Linked DNA regions of Homo sapiens: region 1 is linked to region 2. A link is an interaction called in ENCODE POLR2A ChIA-PET data of the cell type or tissue named here. Cell type or tissue: PC-3. All regions are shown on one strand. Each heading gives the region's core, and the rest is flanking DNA. Links, peaks and the distances in the headings are about the cores only.

Evidence for each region. Peaks named below come from ENCODE experiments on the same cell type or tissue, not always from the same donor. Only the 100,000 strongest peaks of a DNase experiment are listed, where the experiment ranks them.
Region 1: POLR2A ChIA-PET joins it to region 2 with 5 read pairs; 4 of 35 experiments call an interaction of 5 or more read pairs at or near these places.

Annotation. Positions count from the first base shown.
Region 1 is chr6:131,811,069-131,820,653 of GRCh38, forward strand. All of the region lies in intron 1 of ENPP1 (ectonucleotide pyrophosphatase/phosphodiesterase 1), which reads left to right. It also overlaps the pseudogene SELENOKP2 and the pseudogene RN7SKP245. Among named protein-coding and RNA genes, the nearest start is that of ENPP1, 7.8 kb to the left of the region's middle. In PC-3, for the core only: no CTCF peak of the experiment used is centred there; no DNase peak of the experiment used is centred there.
Region 2 is chr6:131,749,667-131,759,251 of GRCh38, forward strand. No RefSeq gene overlaps it. Among named protein-coding and RNA genes, the nearest start is that of MIR548H5, 38 kb to the right of the region's middle. In PC-3, for the core only: no CTCF peak of the experiment used is centred there; DNase peaks (open chromatin) are centred at 5,345, 6,155 and 6,665; H3K4me3 peaks cover 993 bases; H3K27ac peaks cover 3,899 bases.

The DNA.
Region 1 (9,585 bases), core at 2,005-7,004, 61 kb after region 2:
TTTGAACTGAAGTGTAGACTTCCACCGAGATGTGTTGACTTGGAGATGTATTTAAATATCCTTCTTGTTTCTTGGTGTGATTTTACAGTCATGTAATTCTCAACTACATTGCAATACATTTCTCCAGTTAGCTCCTCAAAAGCATTTTTTTTGTGTTGTTTGTGACCTTCTGCTATACTTATGAATACATATATCTGTGTATCTGTGTATGTGTAAAGGGCTTGCGTATGGGTGGTGGTCACTGAAGACTACTTTCATGTTTCAGTGAAAGAGTTCTTTAAAAAAACATATATCTATATCTATATCTATATATCTATATCTATATCTATATCTATATCTATATCTATATCTATATCTATATCTATATATATGTAGAGAGTCCGTTTGGCTCAAGTTTGAGGACTGCAACCCAGGAGCATAGATTCAAGTTGCCCTGAGTAGATGCTCCTATTAGCAGCAGTTACAAATGGGTTTTTAAAGGAAAAAGGAAGAGGCAGTTCCTAAGTTGTTTATCAAGCATTCATGTTACAATAACGAGCTATTGGTTGGCTATACATTGTTCTTTGTATCACACATTCCAGGAACATGAAGATAGTGGGTGAGGCAGCTGTCAGGAACAAAATGCTTTTAAAGAATTGCCCCTGGGAATGGGTGCAGTGATGTGACTGAAGTCCCATGCTCATGTCCCTCTGGGCCTGATAAATTTTGCATAGTTCGCATATCTCAGACTGCTCTGAGCAATTTTTCTTTCTCATTTCCTCCTTTTAATAAAAATCTTTCTCTTCTTAAAATACTGATGATCAACGTTTTGGATGTAAGTTTGTCCCACATTGCTGGGAAGGCTCATTTCCGGATAGTCTTGTCCCATGTCAGAGGGAATGAGATGGGCAGAAGTACTATCACTTAAAAACTTAGTGAGGTTCCAAGGCTGAATTGGTAGGCAACAATTCAGGGATTGGATTGAAAAATAAGGGGACAGAGCAGCGGGATTTCAGGTCATTCACTTACACTGGAGTTGAGGTATGTTGGGTCATTTCTAAGCATCTAGCTATTATGATGAGTTTTTTGTTATAGAATTTTGTGGTAGACTTTAGACATCTAGAAATACAAAGCATAATCAATTTAAGAATCAAAAGGATGACACAAATAAGGACAATTATCAACAAAACAACTTGAAATACAAATATGAAAAGTGTTCCTATTCCTGAAGGTAACCAAATGAATATTTTAATCCACTTCTTGTCCTGGTCTAAAGAACAAAGTGTTGAAGATCTCCACTGAGGAAGATGTCCACTTAGGCAGGGTAGCCTGATATTGGCCCTTCTAACGTGGCTAGGAGTCCTTTATTTGATGGTATTTTCTATTAAACAAAATCTTCCAGGTTGGAGACCATGATCTTTGATGTTTTTGTCTCCTAAGAGCTTGCTGTTAAAAGAATCCTTAATTAATTTAGAATTTTCAGTGAGAAACTTATAAGGCCTTGACAATAGTGAAGAGTATCACCTTGTTAATGGAAAAACCAAACTCTGTAAAATATTTTAAAGAGCTTTATCCTGAGCCAAGATGAGTGACTGTGGCTCGGGGAAACACTTTCTCAAGGAGTCCTGAGAATGTGCACCTGAGGCAGTTGGATTACTGTGTGTTTTTATATATTTCAGGGAGGCAGGAGTTACTGGCAAAGACATAAATCAGTACATGAAAGGTATACATTGATTCCATATGAAAAGGTGGGATATCTTAAAGCAAGGGCTTACAGGTTATTTATTCAGCATATTCAGAGATTTTTTTTTTGAGACAGTCTTGCTCTGTTGCCCAGGCTAGAGTGCAATAGCACAATCTCGGCCCACTGCAACCTCCCGCTCCTGGGTTCAAGCGATTCTTCTGTCTCAGCCTCCCAAGTAGCTGGGATTACAGGCACACACCACCACTCCTGGCTAATTTTTTTGTATTTTAGTAGAGACAGGGTTTCACTTTGTTGCCCAGGCTGGTCTTGAACTCCTGAGCTCAGGAATTTCACCCACCTCAGCCTCCCAAAGTGCTATGATTATAGGCGTGAGCCACTTTGCCCGGTGATTCGGAGATTCTTTAATTTGCAATTGATTAAAGGAGTAAGGCTCTGTCTAAAACTTGGAATCAACAGAAAGGGCTGTTGTGGCTGTGTGTGATGGCTCATGCCTGTAATCCCAGCACTTTGGGAGGCTGAGGCAGGTGGGATCATTTGAGGTCAGGAGTTCAAGACCAGAATGACCAACATGGTGAAACCCCTTCAAAAAAAGGGTGAAACCTCTTTTTTTGTAAAAATACAAAAAAAATTAGCAGGGCATGGTAGTACATGCCTGTAGTGCCAACCACTTGGGAGGCTGAGGCAGGAGAATCGCTTGAACCTGGGAGGCGGAGGTTGCAGTGAGCCGAGATTGCACCATTACACTCCAGCCTAGGTGACAGAGCAAGACTCTGTCTCAAAAAAAAAAAAGGGATGTTGTAAGTTAAGCATGATGCTATGTAGCAAAATTGATGGGTGTGCAGACATGACTTAACCCTCCCCTTGCATACCCTTAAGGTCTTGTTTATAACTTGGTGTCTTATTGCCACAGAGACGTTTTCGCGGTCTTATTTCTATTGTAACATTAATGCTGGTCAATTGTTACGCCTCAACTCCAAAAGGGAGGGAGTAGAATTAAGTGCGTTTGACCTCTCTTCCTATTTTGACTGAGAGCTCAGTTTTTGAGGTTTCTCTGGGGTTTCCTTGGCAGAGAGTGGGTCCACTCAGTTGGTCGAGGGCTTTGGATTTTATTTTTAGTTTACAACTTTTCAGGAGAGCTGGTTCGTAGTCTCCTTCATCCAGGTGCATGGATCTTTCCATTCTTATTTCAAAAGGAGAAAGCTGATGTTTTCCAAGCAGGGTAGAATGTAAGTTAAGCAAATGGAAGAGCCTTAGGCCAGGGAAGGTTAAAGCTTTCTGTAAGCTTTGCCAATTAACTTTTCATGATTCCATTTATTTATTCTTCCACTCTGGAAGACTGAGTGTGGTTTGCACAATGGAAATGCCGATCCATCCAATCTCAATGAGCTTCAACCACACAAGATAAGATTTCTGGCGGAGCATAGAGGCTAATGCCTGAAATCCCAGAACTTTGGGAGGCTGATGTGGGAGGATTGCTTGAGCTCAAGAGTTCACGACCTACCTGGGCAACAGAGTGAGACCTCATCTCCACAACATGTGGTAGGACTTCCAAAAATGGAGAATGCAATGAGTTCATGCTGGTACCAAGCACTGATTTTAGAGAAAAACACCAGGTGGTGGTGGGAAGTCACTGTGAATCCTGCTGACCTAAAGAAAAAAAAAACCAAGGCAAAATTAATGTAATTATAGAGCTTTATTTGGGCCAAGTTTGAGGAATACAACCCAGGAGCATAGATTCAAGTTGCCCTGAGTATATGCTGTGAAAGACTTCTTTATAAGAGGCAGAAGCTGGCATTATTTGAGATTTGGGTGTAAAAATTATAATTCAATTAGCTTCCTTTTCCTTCCCTTATGATCCATTATCTTAACTCTAGAATATGGAAGGAAGAATGTTCAAGCTAAGTCTCTGCTCTTAATCAGACTTGGAGTTGACATTGCTCCTTTGGTTTATAAAATTTGTTATCTGTCCAGCCATAGTTGAACATTTTAATTTCAGAATAACCAGAGCATCTTAAGAGGCCAGAGAAGTGTTCTCTGTGTCCCTTATGGTATTTGTTTCACATGTTCTAATAAAATACATAAAGGATTCCTAGGAACCCAAGACTGTTGTTTTTACTATTAGGCAGAGGATAGTACCTGACACTCAATGTCAGCTTTTAATTGCTTGAATGAATGTACTGCATTTTTTGTTAGACTGAGCCACACTTTGATTTGGAAAAGGGGAAGATGGGAAGACTAAATACACAAGCAGGGACCCATAGGGTCTGTGATGGTCAGGAATCCACATAGAGATGACACTTGGGTATAAATTCAGGGGTAAGATTAAAACTGGGATATAATTTTATTTGGGTATAGGGAGATGGAGGAGATAGTGAAGGAACAGAAGTACCCAACTAAGGTGAAGGTGCCTAAGAAGAAGGCAGACGGGGCCTCTGTGATAACGTGGATTCAGAATCAGAAATCTAGTCAGTGAACATTCTCTCAGGTACAGACACTCCAAGTGTGGCAGTCGGCATGTATGAAGGAGAGCCTCCTTCACTTACACCAAGGCCTCTTTGGTTTTGATAACTTTGCTGCCACACCCTGAATTCAGTCTTTGTGATTCTTCGCTCTTCTTCAGCATTGCTTTCTGTCCCTTCTTTTCTTCTGCCTTGAATCTTGTTCTGGTATTTCTTTTTCACCATTTGTAGCTCAGCTGTTTCCACTCCATGTTGTCTCTTTCTCAGGGATACGTAGCTACTGTTTCAAAAGCACTTTGCTAATTTCTATTTCACTTGTTTAGTTAACTTTGGACACTCAGTTTTGTCATCTCCTGCCCCCATCATATCCTAATCATGACTCTGAAGAAAATCCTTGGTGGTCACATTGAGAGACCTTATGTGTTCTGTATAATAAAGAACTGGGGGCCATTAACCTTTCTAGAGCATTTACAGAAATTTTTATCTATCAGCCTTTTTTTTTTTTTTGAAACGGAGTTTCACTTTGTAGTGCAGGCTGAAGTGCAGTGGAGTGAACTTGGCTCACTGCAACCTCTGTCTGCCTCCCGGGTTCAAGTGATTATCCTGCCTTAGCCTCCTGAGTAGCTGGGATTACAGGCGCACACCACCACACCTGGCTAATTTTTTTTTTTTTTTTTTTTTGTATTTTTAGTAGAGACAGGGTTTTGCCATGTTGGCCAGGCTGGTCTCGAACTCCTGACCTCAAGTGATCTGCCCGCCTCGGCCTCCCAAAGTGCTGGGATTACAGGCGTGAGCCACCACGCCCGGCTGTATCAGCTTTTCATCTTCATCCAGCTGACTCTTTTTATCTTAAGTAGCAATGTTAAAGGTAAATGAAAATAGTTTCATATTCAATTTTGCTCTCAAGTTTGATGACTACCATTGTAAAATATTTGTGTGACATTTAAGATACAGCAAATGTATTTCATCTATATTGTGGCCTTTTTGTACAAGCCAGAGAACTTTATCATGATTTATAACTTCTTTTTTTTTCTTACTATGGGGAGAGGCATTTAAGTTCCAGACAACTTAGGAACAAATAAGCATTTGGAATACAACTTGTAATTAGAGATCTGCTTTTGGTTAAAATAAGCATGCCTCCATCAACCATAAAATACCCCCCAAACAAGAAAAAATAAACAAGAAACCTTTTAGCAAATGAGCTCAGGGCCGAACATAGATTACTCTTCTAAGCATAAATCTTGTGCAACAAAACCTGATACTCAGAATTCTGACCCAGCTCGAAAATCCCTTGTCATCGGATAAAAACTAAGTTATGCATTTACCAAGGAAAGACAATGTAGGAACACATTTAAGGTTTTTCAAAAGAGTGACCAGAATGTTCAGTTAAATATTAACGGGAAGACTATTTTCTGAGTATTCTAGTTATCTGAGATTTAGTTGCAAGAATTAAGATATCTGTAGTGTCTTTGAAAAATTATTTTTACCTTTTTTTACTTTTAGTTTTTAGAAGAGGTGTTGGTAGAAGTGTAGGTGGTAGAAGTTTAGATGGTTATAATCATTTTTGTAGCACTTGGCAGCTTTAAAAAGCATTTCCCATATATTTTTGATTGATCCTCAATACTCAACAACTGTGAAATAGGAAAGTATGATGACAGTCAATTCTGCTTTACAGATAAGGAATCTGAGGCTCAGTCAGGGATTCAGTCAGGTTTCCATGCAGACATTATTGTGCATAAAAACCACCTGGGAAGTGTTAAAGACAGAGATTCCTAGGCTCCAATCTCAGTGATTATGATTTAATAGATTTGGAATGGACCCAAAGAATCCTCACTTTTTAACAAGCACCTCAAGTTATTCAGATGTAGGTGGTTGATTTACTCTACTTCTAGCAACAATGGGCTAAATTTATAGGCAAAAGCCACACCATTAGTACATAATAGACTATGATGGTAACTGGAAGGACTTTTATCTACAGATTTTTATCACGGACTAATAGCTAATGCCATCCCATTCATTTGCTAAATGTTATATCCTATTCATCAAGCTTGGCCTGCTGTTGGGTTTCCAACTCTCCTTTGCCTGCTTCAGTATAACAATGTGTAATTAGAACCTAAGAAATTTCTGGTGTGGTGATGCTAAAGCTTGCCTCTATATTGAGATATATATGTGTCTTTGGTAGTTCAGTGATGAGATTTTCCTGGGTGGAAGCCAAAATTAGTGCACTTTATTAGTGTGAAGTCAACAATCAGCTGTTTCTGGGAGCTTCCAAAGTAGGTATACTTTTGGGAAATTGTGCTTTTCTTCTTAGTTTGAGTTTCCTTCTTGGCTTATTTTGAAATGTAGTAGAATAGAAAAATAGAGAGTTTTGATAGAAAGTGATTTTGGGATGTGTGGTGGCTCATGCCTCTAAAGGAGACCGAGGCAGGAGAATCACTTGAGGCCATAATTTAAGATCAGCCTGGGCAATATAATGAAACCCCATGTCTATCTCTCTCTCTCTCTCAATCTCTCTCTGTCTCTCTTTCTTTCTCTCTCTCCATACACACACACACACACACACACACACACACACGTGTGTATGTACATATCTCCATATTTTATATATATGTATAATATGCATAAGAAAATCATTTTGGAGGAAGTAAATTGTCACAGCGAATTGTCACAAGTGTTTCTCATTTATGGATTGACCATTTTCTCACCGTATTTCAGGACTTTGCACAGACTTAGCTGGCAAACATCCTATAACAGGTGTGATTTGAGAGTCTTAAAAAAAAATCACTATCTTGGTTTTCAGGTGAATATTTTTGAGAAACTAGCTTGTTCCTAAAGATGTGTTTCCCGATCCCCCTCCTGCTTAGAAAGCTTTTTTTGACGTTAGCAAGCATCTGGGGGATCTTGATGCTCTCTTATGGTTAGAGAGAGAGAATTGAAAAGAAACTCAGTAGATTAAGACATTATTTGCCCTTTCACTGTGTTGACTTTTACACCGTGGTATTAAAGGAGTGATGGCACCTTAGCAGACGTCATTGCAATGACACCAATTGTACAAGTAGTCATGCACTTGCAATAAAAAAAAAGCCATTTCACTAAAAAGAACACCTTAGATGTTTTATTGCTTAGATGAAGCAATAAAAATGTCCTTGATGAGGCTGGTCGCGGTGGCTCACATTTGTAATCCTTGCACTTTGGGAGGCCGAGGCGGGTGGATCACGAGGTCAGGAGATCGAGACCATCCTGGCTAACACGGTGAAATGCCGTCTCTACTAAAAATACAGAAAAAATTAGCCGGGCATGGTGGTGGGCGCCTGTAGTCCCAGCTCCTTGGGAGGCTGAGGCAGGAGAATGGCATGGACCCAGGAGGCGGAGGTTGCAGTGAGCCGAGATCGTGCCACTGCACTCCAGCCTGGGTGACACAGCGAGACTCTGTCTCAAAAAAAAAAAAAATGTCCTTGATGAAGCAGATTTAATAATCTGAAACCTAGATTACCTGTCTTTTTGATATTCTATGTGACACAATTGGAAGTATGCATGTAGCATATCTGCTGCATACTGAAGTACTGTTTTCTAGAGGAAAAGCAGCTGTGCGGTTGTTTAAGTTGCAAGCTGAACTAATTTTTTTTCAAAGAACACCATTTTTATTTGAAAGAACTGACAAGCTTTTTATTTAGACTTATTTATTTGACATATTTTCTCAAAAATGAGTGATGTTAGCTTGTCCCTTCAAGGAAAACCTATGAAGCTATCAGCTGTCTATGATAAAATCTGAGCTTCCAAGCAAAAATTAGAATTTTGAAAAACTTGTATTTGCCATTTGAGTGTAACAGCTTCCTGATCCTTACACAAAATTGATGAAGATAGCGAGGAATGTGGTTTTTTTTCATGTTGTTTAATGACATGCGTTAACATTTGGAAGAATGATAGAACTTAGTGAACCAATATTTTCCAAAGGATGAGTGGATGATGTTACAAAATTATGCATTGGTATAATTTCCATTCAAAGTGCAAGATAGACTAATGGATTTTAATGTAACAGTATGTAAAGTTCAGTAATACCTTTTCCATTTTTATGCCATAATTTACTTCTTTCAAAAGACAAATATAAGATAAAAATTAATTCAAGAGCACAGATATATGCATTCTATCGAAATGAATACAATGTGATTTATAAATGAGAACAAATTACCAATGAACAGTATTTCAGAAGTTGAAAAGGTGACACTAAATGTTAAATACACAGCCTTTTAGTTATATTCTTCAGATTCAGTTTTTTTGTGAATTTAATATAAAGATGAGTTCATTTTGCAACCTAAAAATACTTACTTATTGAAACTATATTAATACTTTAATAAACTATACAAAAAAGATAATGAGACAAACGTGCATTTGTGGAACTGCATGTCAGTCAGCCAGTTCCCTGCAGAGGGAATTCCCAGCATTACCTCATTCATCTGTGAGAACACAGAGCAGTCCCTATTTAGACACACACATTTGTCTACTGCTCCAGCATGGCCAGCCCCCCACTTCTTGATGGTTTCTTTCTGCTATGAATATGCATGTCCAGTTGTCTGCTTCATAGAGCAGACATTTACCTTCCTCATCCACCAGCCATTGGAGGAGGACTGGGGCCACGCAAATGATTGATTCGACCAATTCTCTGGGGAGAGTTTCCCAGTGGCCCTCTTCCATCATCATATCTGGAATCAGATGAGTTTCCATAGCTTCTTTTTTTTTTTTTTCGCATCTTGCTGAAGCAGAGTTTTGAAAAGCAAAACCACAAACTCAGCTGTTCCCCATAAGAAATCTGTTATCAAAGATAATCTCCATGGAGACTGACTCCAGCTGTCCAGCACTTGTCCATTTGCGATGTAAACCATCTTGCCCCCCTTCCCTGCTTCGGAGCGACTGGTCATAGTTTAAGAGATTACTACTTTTAGAATTTTGGTGTGGTTTTAAAGAAGAATGTCCATAATCATCTGAAAAGGCATCTTAGGGTTGTTAGTAACTTTTAGAAGTATAATGGGATCCTGATAAGAAAAATTTCGTGAATATATTTACAAATATTTAGGAAATAGGTGTACATCCAGTAATATTTTCAGTAATATTTTTCAGAACTAGGGGATGTGAGGGCGATCTGGCTGTGACTTCTATCACCCCATTGATCGCCAGGGCTGATTTGGCTATCTGGCTGGCTAGGCGGGTGTCCCCTTCCTCCCTCACTACTCCACGTGTGTCCCTCCCGAAGATGTGCGCTCGGTTGAAGAAGATGACCATCTCCCATAGATGAGAACCAGTCTTTGGTCAAGGGTATATGAATAGGTGCACTCCCCTGCTAGAACCTCCAAACAAACTCTCAAGAACTAGGGAGAGGAGAGTGAAAATTAACCTAGTTACAATGATTGTATCCTTACATTCTTTTATAAATTTCAAAATACTTCT
Region 2 (9,585 bases), core at 2,595-7,594:
CCCGTACCCAGCTACATCAATTAACATTCTCAGTATGTACATTTATATATAGTTTTATTTTTCTCACTGTACTTCTGAGAGTACATTGTAGTCATTATGCCCATTAACCCTGAGTACTTTAGTGTGCAAAGATCAAGGACATTAACTCACAGTAAGTTTAATGTTGGTACAATGCTATAAATAATCTAATTTATGAACCTATCAATTTTTTTCATATTTTCAACAATTCTTTAATGATATTTTCTTTTTTGGTCTAGGATCTGAAAGAGAATCATTCATTGTATTACTTTTTTCTCTTTGGTCTCTTATAAGGTGCAACAATTCCTCAGCATTTAACAAATAATGTTGATACTTTTGAGGAGTCCAGGTCATTTATTTTGTAGACCGTCCCTCAAATGGGTTTGTCTGGCATTTCCAGATGACTGGATTAACACAGTGCATTTTTGGCAGGGACATTACATTAGTGACATTTGTCCTCAGTGCTTCATATTTAGAAGCACATGATGTTCATTTGTGCCATCATTAATCCATGCCAGATTTGATCAGTTGGTGATGTTAGTGTTCATAAGTTTCTCTTCTGTAGAGACAGTATTTTTCCCTTAGCAATTTATAAGTTATTTGTAGAAGGATATGGAGACCCTACACATATCCTGTTTCTCATTAAATTTTTACCCAACAGCTTCAGTATCCGTTAATAATCTTTCCCTGATTCAATTTTTACGATGATAGTTGCAAAGGGAGTGATTCTTAGAGACTCCATTATTTTACGTTTATCAGCATTCTACTATAAGCAAAAGTGTTCTCTCACTTATTTTGTTATTTATTTATTTATTATTGTTTGTACAGACTCATTTTTTTTATTCCAACAGATTAGAATACATTAAGATCATTACTTATGTCAGTACTCAAATAGTCCCAGAGTTGGTCAACAGGAGCTTCTTTAAGTGGGGTCCTGGGTCATTTGTATATACCCCATTATTTTTTGAGGACTTTCTTATTTTCTAGTACAGAAAAAAAAATTCAGGATTATTTTGTACTTTCCCTGCACTAACTCTGGAATCAATTCTTCCTCCAAAATGCCCTGGTTCCATTTAGTGGGCACTGGTGCCCTAATTGCTTCTGGGGTATCATAACATCTAGGCATCTTCAGTCAACAAAAGTGGAATCTATATCTATGTCTCTTTGCCTATATCTATCATTGTGTTCATAAATACTGTAAACTTAAAGTAAAATCCTAAGTCTTCCACTGATAGAACAGACCCTCTGTGGCCAACAGGACCCCAGAAAAACCTTAAAACTGAGTTTCTGGCCACAGCCAGGAGAGAGGGGAGGTCAGACATGCCTCATTCTACCCACTCTCTTTCATGGTTTAGACACAATTGACCAGCATTAATGTTGAAATAGATATGGTAAGACTGACAGAACAGACTCTGTGGCAATAAGATACCAAATTATATACAAGACCAAAGGCCATGCCAGGCAAGGATGAAGTCATGCACCCTACACTTAAAGAATAAACTGCTCTATTTATTTATTTATTTATTTATTTATTTATTTATTTATTTAGAGATGGAGTCTCTCTCTGTCGCCTAGGCTGGAAGGCAGTGGTGCGATCTCAGCTCACGGCAACCTCTGCCTCCCGGGTTCAAGCAATTCTCCTGCCTCAGCCTCCTGAATAGCTGGGATTACAGGCACATGACATTACACCTGGCTAATTTTTGTATTTTTAGTAGAGACAGGGTTCCACCATGGTGGGCCAGGCTGGTCTCGAGCTCCTGACCTCGTGATCCACCCGCCTTGGCCTCCCAAAGTGCTGGGATTACTGTCGTGAGCCACCTCGCCCAGCCTAGAATAAACTGTTCTAACTGCCACAAGGGTTTTTCTGGTTTGTTTGTTTTGTTTTTTCTCTCAAGCACAGGCTTTGAGATAAGCAATATTAAAACAATGACAACTCGTCTCACTGACACTGACTAACAGAACCACTGTTCCACCAGCTATAACTACAGCTTTGATTGGACAAGGGCCTGATTTCAGTAACTTTCTTCTGATAGGGAGACCACCGACCACGGACTGGTTCTGACTGGTTTACAGAGGTTGCTCACTTGTGTGACTTTGTAACCTGAAAAGATCTTTCGATGTATAGGGCCCAACTGTAATACATTTGACAAGAACGGGTGCATTCAAGGTGGTATGGCCGTAGACATAACTGTAATACTTTTGAATGTTAAGTCTCCACCCACAAGTGAACATGGGTTATATGTTACATGCAGATTTGCTCAATACACATGTGTCAGGACCACCTTCATGAATATTTACAGCTTCTCCCATAACCTGTTAAATATGTATTTTTAGCCAGCCTCTTCAGCATAAAACTACTACTCCAATCTTTCCTGCTTTGAAGTGCTTGTCTGGTCTTAGCTAGAGGAATATTTCCCATCCTGTGGGGTGACCATTTTGCAGGCTGTAACCATTTACAAAAAATAAAGTCTTTTCCAAACTCACAGATTTGTGATTTTTTTAAAGTTAACACCACATGAATAAAAACCATGAATTCAATTATAATCCAATATTGCATAGTTTTTCTAACAACTTTCTATTTTATAATTGTATCTTCCTTCTCCAATAGTGAGAAATTTGGTTCCCAAAATCGTCAATATATTTATTCATATGCTCCAATACACGGAGAGTAAGAATTGCAGACTAACACCACTTAAAGAAGGAAATCTACCAAGTAGAATGCAAGAAGTGTTTCTAGGCTAAGAACTTGGTCAGAATATTGTTCCAGAATTATTTGGACTTGTTTTTCCCCCTTCAGTGTAGTTACATTATTCATTTGAAATATAGTACTGCTCATTTGTTTCTATTTATATTCTGTTAAGGAGTTTCCCCAACCTTGTTGAGTCACGTTTATTTGTTTTAGTGTATAAAATATTAACGATTTTAAAAGCCAAAATTAGATGAAAAGTGACACTCAGAAGAAGTGTCCTCCCTCCACTCTTTCTTTTTCCATCCACCCTGTGTTTACGACCAACATCATTTGTTTCTGGTTAATCATTTCTGTATTTGTTTTTGCAAAAATAGGCAGATAGATATATTTTTCTTATTTTCCTTTTTTATGCAAAAGAGGCATACTATATATTCCTTTTGAACTTTTTTTTTTAATATCTTTTTTATTTTTTATTTATTTTTTTTGAGACAGGGTCTTGCTCTGTTGTCCAGCCTGGAGTTCAGTGGCTCAAATAGGACTCACTGCAGCCTCGACCTCCTAGGCTCAAGCAATCCTCCTGCCTCAGCCCCCCGAGTAACTGGAACCACAGGCATGTGCCATCACACTTGGCTAATTGTTTTTTTTTTAATTTTGTGTCGAGACAAAGCCTCACCATGTTGCCCAGGCTGATCTCAAACTCCCCTGAGCTCAAACAATTCTCCTGCCTCGGCCTCCCAAAGTGTTGGGATTACACCACGCCTGGGTTTCTTTCACACTTTTTGAAAAACTTGACAGTATATCCCAGAAGTCACTCCATACACATAGGTCTTCCTCATCCTAGTTTATTGCTGCATAGTACTCCATTGTGTAGATGTATCATTTCATTACATCAGTCTCTTATGTAAAAGCTTTTAGGTTGTTTCCAACATTTTGTAACTACAAATATCCAGCAATGAATATTATATATATGCAGTTTTGCATTATTGAAAGTGTATCTTCTGGGCAAGTTCCTAGAAGTGGGTAAACATATATTGTGGTTTCATTTTAGAAAAAATAAAAGTCCTATATTGGCACAACCGTAATTCTTAAATTGGTGTACTTAAAATTTTAATTCACTGAAAATAATTTATTTTTCTTAATTATAAAAGTAATACATATTCATTGTAAGACTATCCGAAATGTGTATATATATCTATATTTATATATGCAAATATTTAAATCACACATAATCCCACAAGCAATGATTACAATGACTATATCCTATTAATACATGACTCTTGGGTATATCTCTTCTTTGAAATGCAGTGTTTTAATATGGGATTTGGGGAAATGTCAATTCATGTTACTTTGGTTCAGTGTTTTTTCCTCAGGGGAATTTCAAATTTTTCAGAAAATACTTGTGTCTTGAATATTTAGAAAATTTATTCTAGTGGAAAGTGTAACTTATCAGAGCAAAAGGAAATTACTGCTTGACATTTCAATAAATGCCTTAAGTTTTTACAAATTACCCAAGACATGTGTAGCTGAGAATTAATGTAGAATCATGCAGGTGTTGTTAAGAATCCATAATGTCAGCTTCCAGCACCAATCATCACCTGACTCAAGTTGTTTTTTGACTTTCAGGTGATAGAACTATCCCAAGCAATGTAATTCCCTTTCCTTTTTATTCTGATAACAATGAAATATGTAATAAGCCAAATTTTTGACAAGTGCTTTTCATGTAGATGAGCATTTAATACAACAGAACTGCTTGCTTTTGAATAGAGGGAACCACATATTACTGCAATTTTCAATTGTATGTATTTTGGGAGACAGGCATATAAGAGGGATATTTTTGTGAATTCCAATGTTACTGAATCAAGGATTACAATGAATTCTTGTTGGTAGAAAGGGGACTTTCTAACGCAAGTGAGGTCAGCTAAGATCTTGGGAGCAGACTTGGAAAGAAGGGAAATTCTCAACATTGGCTTATATTCCAGATGTAGTTTAAATTCTGAAATTTTATTTTTATGCATTTTTTGATCTTTCAGGGTATTTAGAGCCATAGTCAGGATTAAGAAGGCTCTGGGTCTGTTCTTCTAGAAAATGTCACAAACAAATGAATTTTCTGGGCAAGTGGAAACCTGCTTCCCCTGCTGGTAGGTAGGGTCAGGTAGCTAGAGGGGGATAAACTGGATAAAGGGGTGCACCTATTCATGGGCTAAGGATTCACCTCTAGCCACTAATTTAGCTGGAATTTAGTCTAAGAGAGTCCATCAGTGTTTGGTCATTTTAGAACCAGTAAATGAAGATTTTAGGAGTCTGTGTTTATGCTTACAAATTGGGCTGATCTTGATGTAAACTCCATCTGGTTTTGGCACTTGAGTTTATGTCCAAATTATATTTGGGTTCTTTGAAAATCCTCTTCCCCTAGGGAAATCTCTTTCCTTCCTCCGCCCCGTCCCCACCCCTGTATCACCACTACTCTCCCACCACCACTTGTCATTTGTTTACTTTGGGAGGGCTGGTCATGGGAATGGAAACAGGACATAAACTCTAACAGTTTTCAAAAACACAAACAAGGCTGTTTGAAGAAAGGACTTCCTCTTTACACAGCATCCCTAGCAGACCACAATCTCTCCTTCAATCAGTGGACTCACGCTTGAACAAACTTCCAGACAGGAACAAACCTCAGCCTTCCAATGACAGAGAATCCATGCAATTCAGACTTATCCCAAACCCACAGGATAAACTTAGCTGGATAACAACTCATAGTAAAGGGCAACACTGGACTTAGAGCTAGGCTGGTTCTGTTATCCTAACATACCGTGTTTACTAAGGTGTAGACATTCGTAGGTCTAGGAGAAAGCTGGAGAGGCCAGCAAGTCCATTTCTTAAGGACTAAATAAATAACATTCTGTTAACATTGTTCATACGTTTATAATGTCAGTCTCTGAGACTTTACAACAGTTTTCGTATTCCTGAAATTAAGAAAATATGTGTAATGATTAACACAACGACTTCCTCCTGTCTTGTCTCCTTAGAGTGATAACCACAAAGTTTGTTTATAATCGTCTCCTAAGGAATCATCTGCTCTCATTTGAGTGTTAGAAGGCAGTAGAGTATTGATAAGAGCATGGGTTCCTAAGTTATAGACACCAAGGTTTAAATCCTGTCTTCCTAGCTGTGTGATCTGGAACAGGTTCCTTAAACTCTACAATTTGGTTTTCTCTTCTGCAAAAAGGGGATCATTTAATACCTACCTTAGAGAGTTGTTGCAAGGATTTGATAACTTACTAGATATAAACTGTGTCCATCAGAGGCTGCCATGTGGTAGCATTATCCTCTCTCAGGCATATATAAAGCACACTTTTTGAATTAACCAGGCAATTCCGCTCCACTTGGGTTTACACACAAGTGATTCAAATTTGTGGATTGTGTCAGGTTGATCTTTGCCCTATGATTTGGAGGTTTGACTTCCATATTTCCTGCCAGATGAGTTAGTCACATTAATAGCATCCTTCATCATGGTTTGTGGTTGCCCCGATCTTTAAATTTGGTCGGCCTCTATTACAATCCCCATTTATTGGTTAGGTCCCAGGATATTTTTATCCTGTGGCCACATTAACAATTTTAAAAAAAAGGAAGCATGGCATGGTCAGCATTGTTACTTTTGGATATTGACAAAGAACTGCAACAGATTGGCCACAGTGGCTCAGATCAATAGGCCGTGGCAGTAGATACATCCTCCAAATCTGTCTAAATCTCATCTCAGAAAATGGGCTTAGCTTGCAGAGATTTCATCATCAACTCTCACCTCAGATTCTGACATCAGCCTTTTACAGCATTTAAGCAAAGTTTTCCACAAATTGAGAGCAGAAATTTAGAATTAAATCTTCAGTTGATTACTTTGATATAAGAGAGTTCATCAAATGACTCACTGTCTTCCTCTCTTGCTATCTCTGAATCTGGAACCAACTGTCTTCTGTAGTCATACAGTCATTCTGTAGTCTTGAAAGACTAGACATGTCTTGCCTATTCAAGATCTCGTTAAATCTATTTATTCAGTGAATGTTTATTGAGCTCCTTTTATGTTACAGACACTGTTCTGGGGGCTTTGGATAATCAAGGAACAAACTCGACAAAGATCCTTGCCCCTTACGGCCTTATATTCTAGCAGGGAAGACACAGTAAACAACAGGTATAGCAAATAAGAAAATTAAATTATGTGTGTTAGAAAGTGATAAATGCAGCCAGGCGCGGTGGCTCACACCTGTAATCCTAGCACTTTGGGAGGCCGAGACGGGTTGATTGCCAGAGCCCAAGAGTTCGAGACCGGCCTGGACAAGACGGTGAAACCCTGTCTCTACTAAAATACAAAAAAATTAGCCAGGAGTGGTGACGTGCGCCTGTAATCCCAGCTACTCTGGAGGCTGAGACAGGAGAATCACTTGAACCCAGGAGGTGGAGGTTGTAGTGAGCCGTGATCGCGCCATTGCACTCCAGCCTGGGTGACAGAGGGAGACTCCGTCTCAAAAAACAAAAGCAAAAACAAACAAACAAAAAGTGCTAAATGCCACAGAAGAGAAAAGGAGAAGTAAATAAGAGTAAAAAGAAGCTGTGTAGTCCCAGCTGCTCCAGAGGCTGAAGTGGGAAGATCACTTGAGCCCAAGAGGTCTAGGCTGCTGTGTGCCATGATTGTGCCACTGCACTCCAGCCTGGGTACCACAGCGAGACCTTGTCTCCAAAGAAAGAAAGAAAGAAAGAAAAATTGAATGTAGTGATGTTGTGAAGTGTAGGTTGCAAGAAATATTAAGCAGAGCACTCCGGGGAGACCTCTTTGAGATGCTGAAATCTGAGCAAAGATTTAGAGGAGGCAAAGTGTTAGCCAGGCTGATATATGGGGAAGCAGTCAACACAGGGACATGCACTGTGTTCAAGGAGCAGTAGAAGCCGGCACTGCTGTTAGAACACATTTCTTTTCCTCTCAGACCTCTTATAACCATTTCCTAAGATCCATCTCAAGAATAAGAAAGTAGGCTGTGTTCAGTGGCTCATGCCTGTAATCCCAGCACTTTGGGAGACGGAAGCAGCAGCAGCGTTTGAGGCCAGGAGTTGAGACCAGCCTGGGCAACATGGCAAAACCAATCTCTATTAAAAATATGCACACTCACACACACACACAAATTCGTTGGGCATGGTGGCGCACTCCTGTAATCCCAGCTACTCAGGAGGCTGAGGCACTAGAATCGTTTGAACCCGGGAGGCAGAGGTTTCAGTGAGCCAAGATGTTGCCACTGCACTCCAACTTGGGGCAATAGAGGAACAGAGGAAGACTGTGCCTCAAAAAAAAAAAAAAAAAAAAAGGTAAGAAACTAGATAGAGGGGAATTTATTTTCTAAAATTACAATCAACTAAAAAAAGTGTTCAGATTTTGTGGGGGTTTTTTGTTTGTTTTCTAGTTAGCAAAAACAAGTCTATTGGCAATAAACCCAAGTATAACTGCATTTTACACATTTTATAGTATTAGGATACCATATGAAATTGTCATTTTTGTAAGTCCAAAACTCTTGAATACTGTCAATTGCATGTGTTTTGTACCTTAACCTCAGAACTTCTGATGACACTATTTCTCTTAAAATTAAAGCGTATATATCACATTTATTATTTTTGAAATTATTATAGACTCACAGAAAATTGAAAAAAATAGCACAAAGAGCCCAGTATACCCTTTAGCTAGCTTCCCCCACTAGTAACATGTTACATGGCTGTGGTAAAATATCAAAACCAGGACATGTCACTGGTACAATACTGTTAACAAGTCTACAGACCTTTCTCAGATTCCACAAGTTTTTACATGCACTCATAAGATATTACTTTTTAAAGTTTACACAACCAACTTTTTTTAAGCAACTCTGAAAGTAGGCACAGATGCAGCAAGTAAGGTTCAGAGAATTTAGAATATTGTTTTTAGTCTAGTGTATCGTCCCCCTCTGTGCAGAGTATGGGATGGCCAATAGGGTGAAACCAACTGGATTTAAGGCTCTTTCTGAAAACTTTTCTTTCTGGGACCTGAACTATTCCCATAGGAGAGGTGATAAATTCTTCCAATTCTTTATGCCTCTTTTGAATTGTATATATTCCCAAGAGATTAATGCGTTCAATTCTTAGTTTTGTTTTTCTGGGATATGGAGAGATAATGTTTGCACAAGTGCTGTGGGTAAAGCTTCGAGGATAAGATGCTGATAATGGAATGATCAGCAAAATGGCAGACTGGAACTCTCCAGGGCAAATACTCTCTCCTCCCTCCCATATTTTCTGCAGGGGAGCTGTATTCATTAGGTATGTCTGGGACAACCATGGAATGTGCCTGCCTCAGACAGGATGGCTGATATTTTAAGAAACAATGGCTAAAAAAGAGATCAAATATTAAAATCTGAAATTTCCTTGTCTTTATTTAAAAATAAGAATAACTTAGATAATATGCAAATATAAATTTTGAAACCCCAAAACAGCAAGGTGAAAGTGGAAAATAAAACTATCCTGTGTTTCAAAAGGCAATTAAAGAAAAACAGCACACCACACTGTAAGACTGGAAACCAGTTGTCTGGAGGTTTTAGCAGTGCCAATGAGTAGAGAAAAGTTTCCATATAATTCAATAACCAAGTAGAGTCAGAGTGACTCAAGACTTGTCTGGAGTTTAGACTTATTTGACGGAAACTTCGTAGGGCAGGTTTTCCTCTTTCGCCAATTTGACTTTACAAGCCAAGGCCCACATACTTGGAAACAGTAACTGGACAATTACTAAATGGTTGCTGAGTGATGGAGTAAATAGTTGGAAAAAAGTTTGAATTTGGATTCATGACAGCTATCAGATAAGTCTTATTCGCATGTTCAAG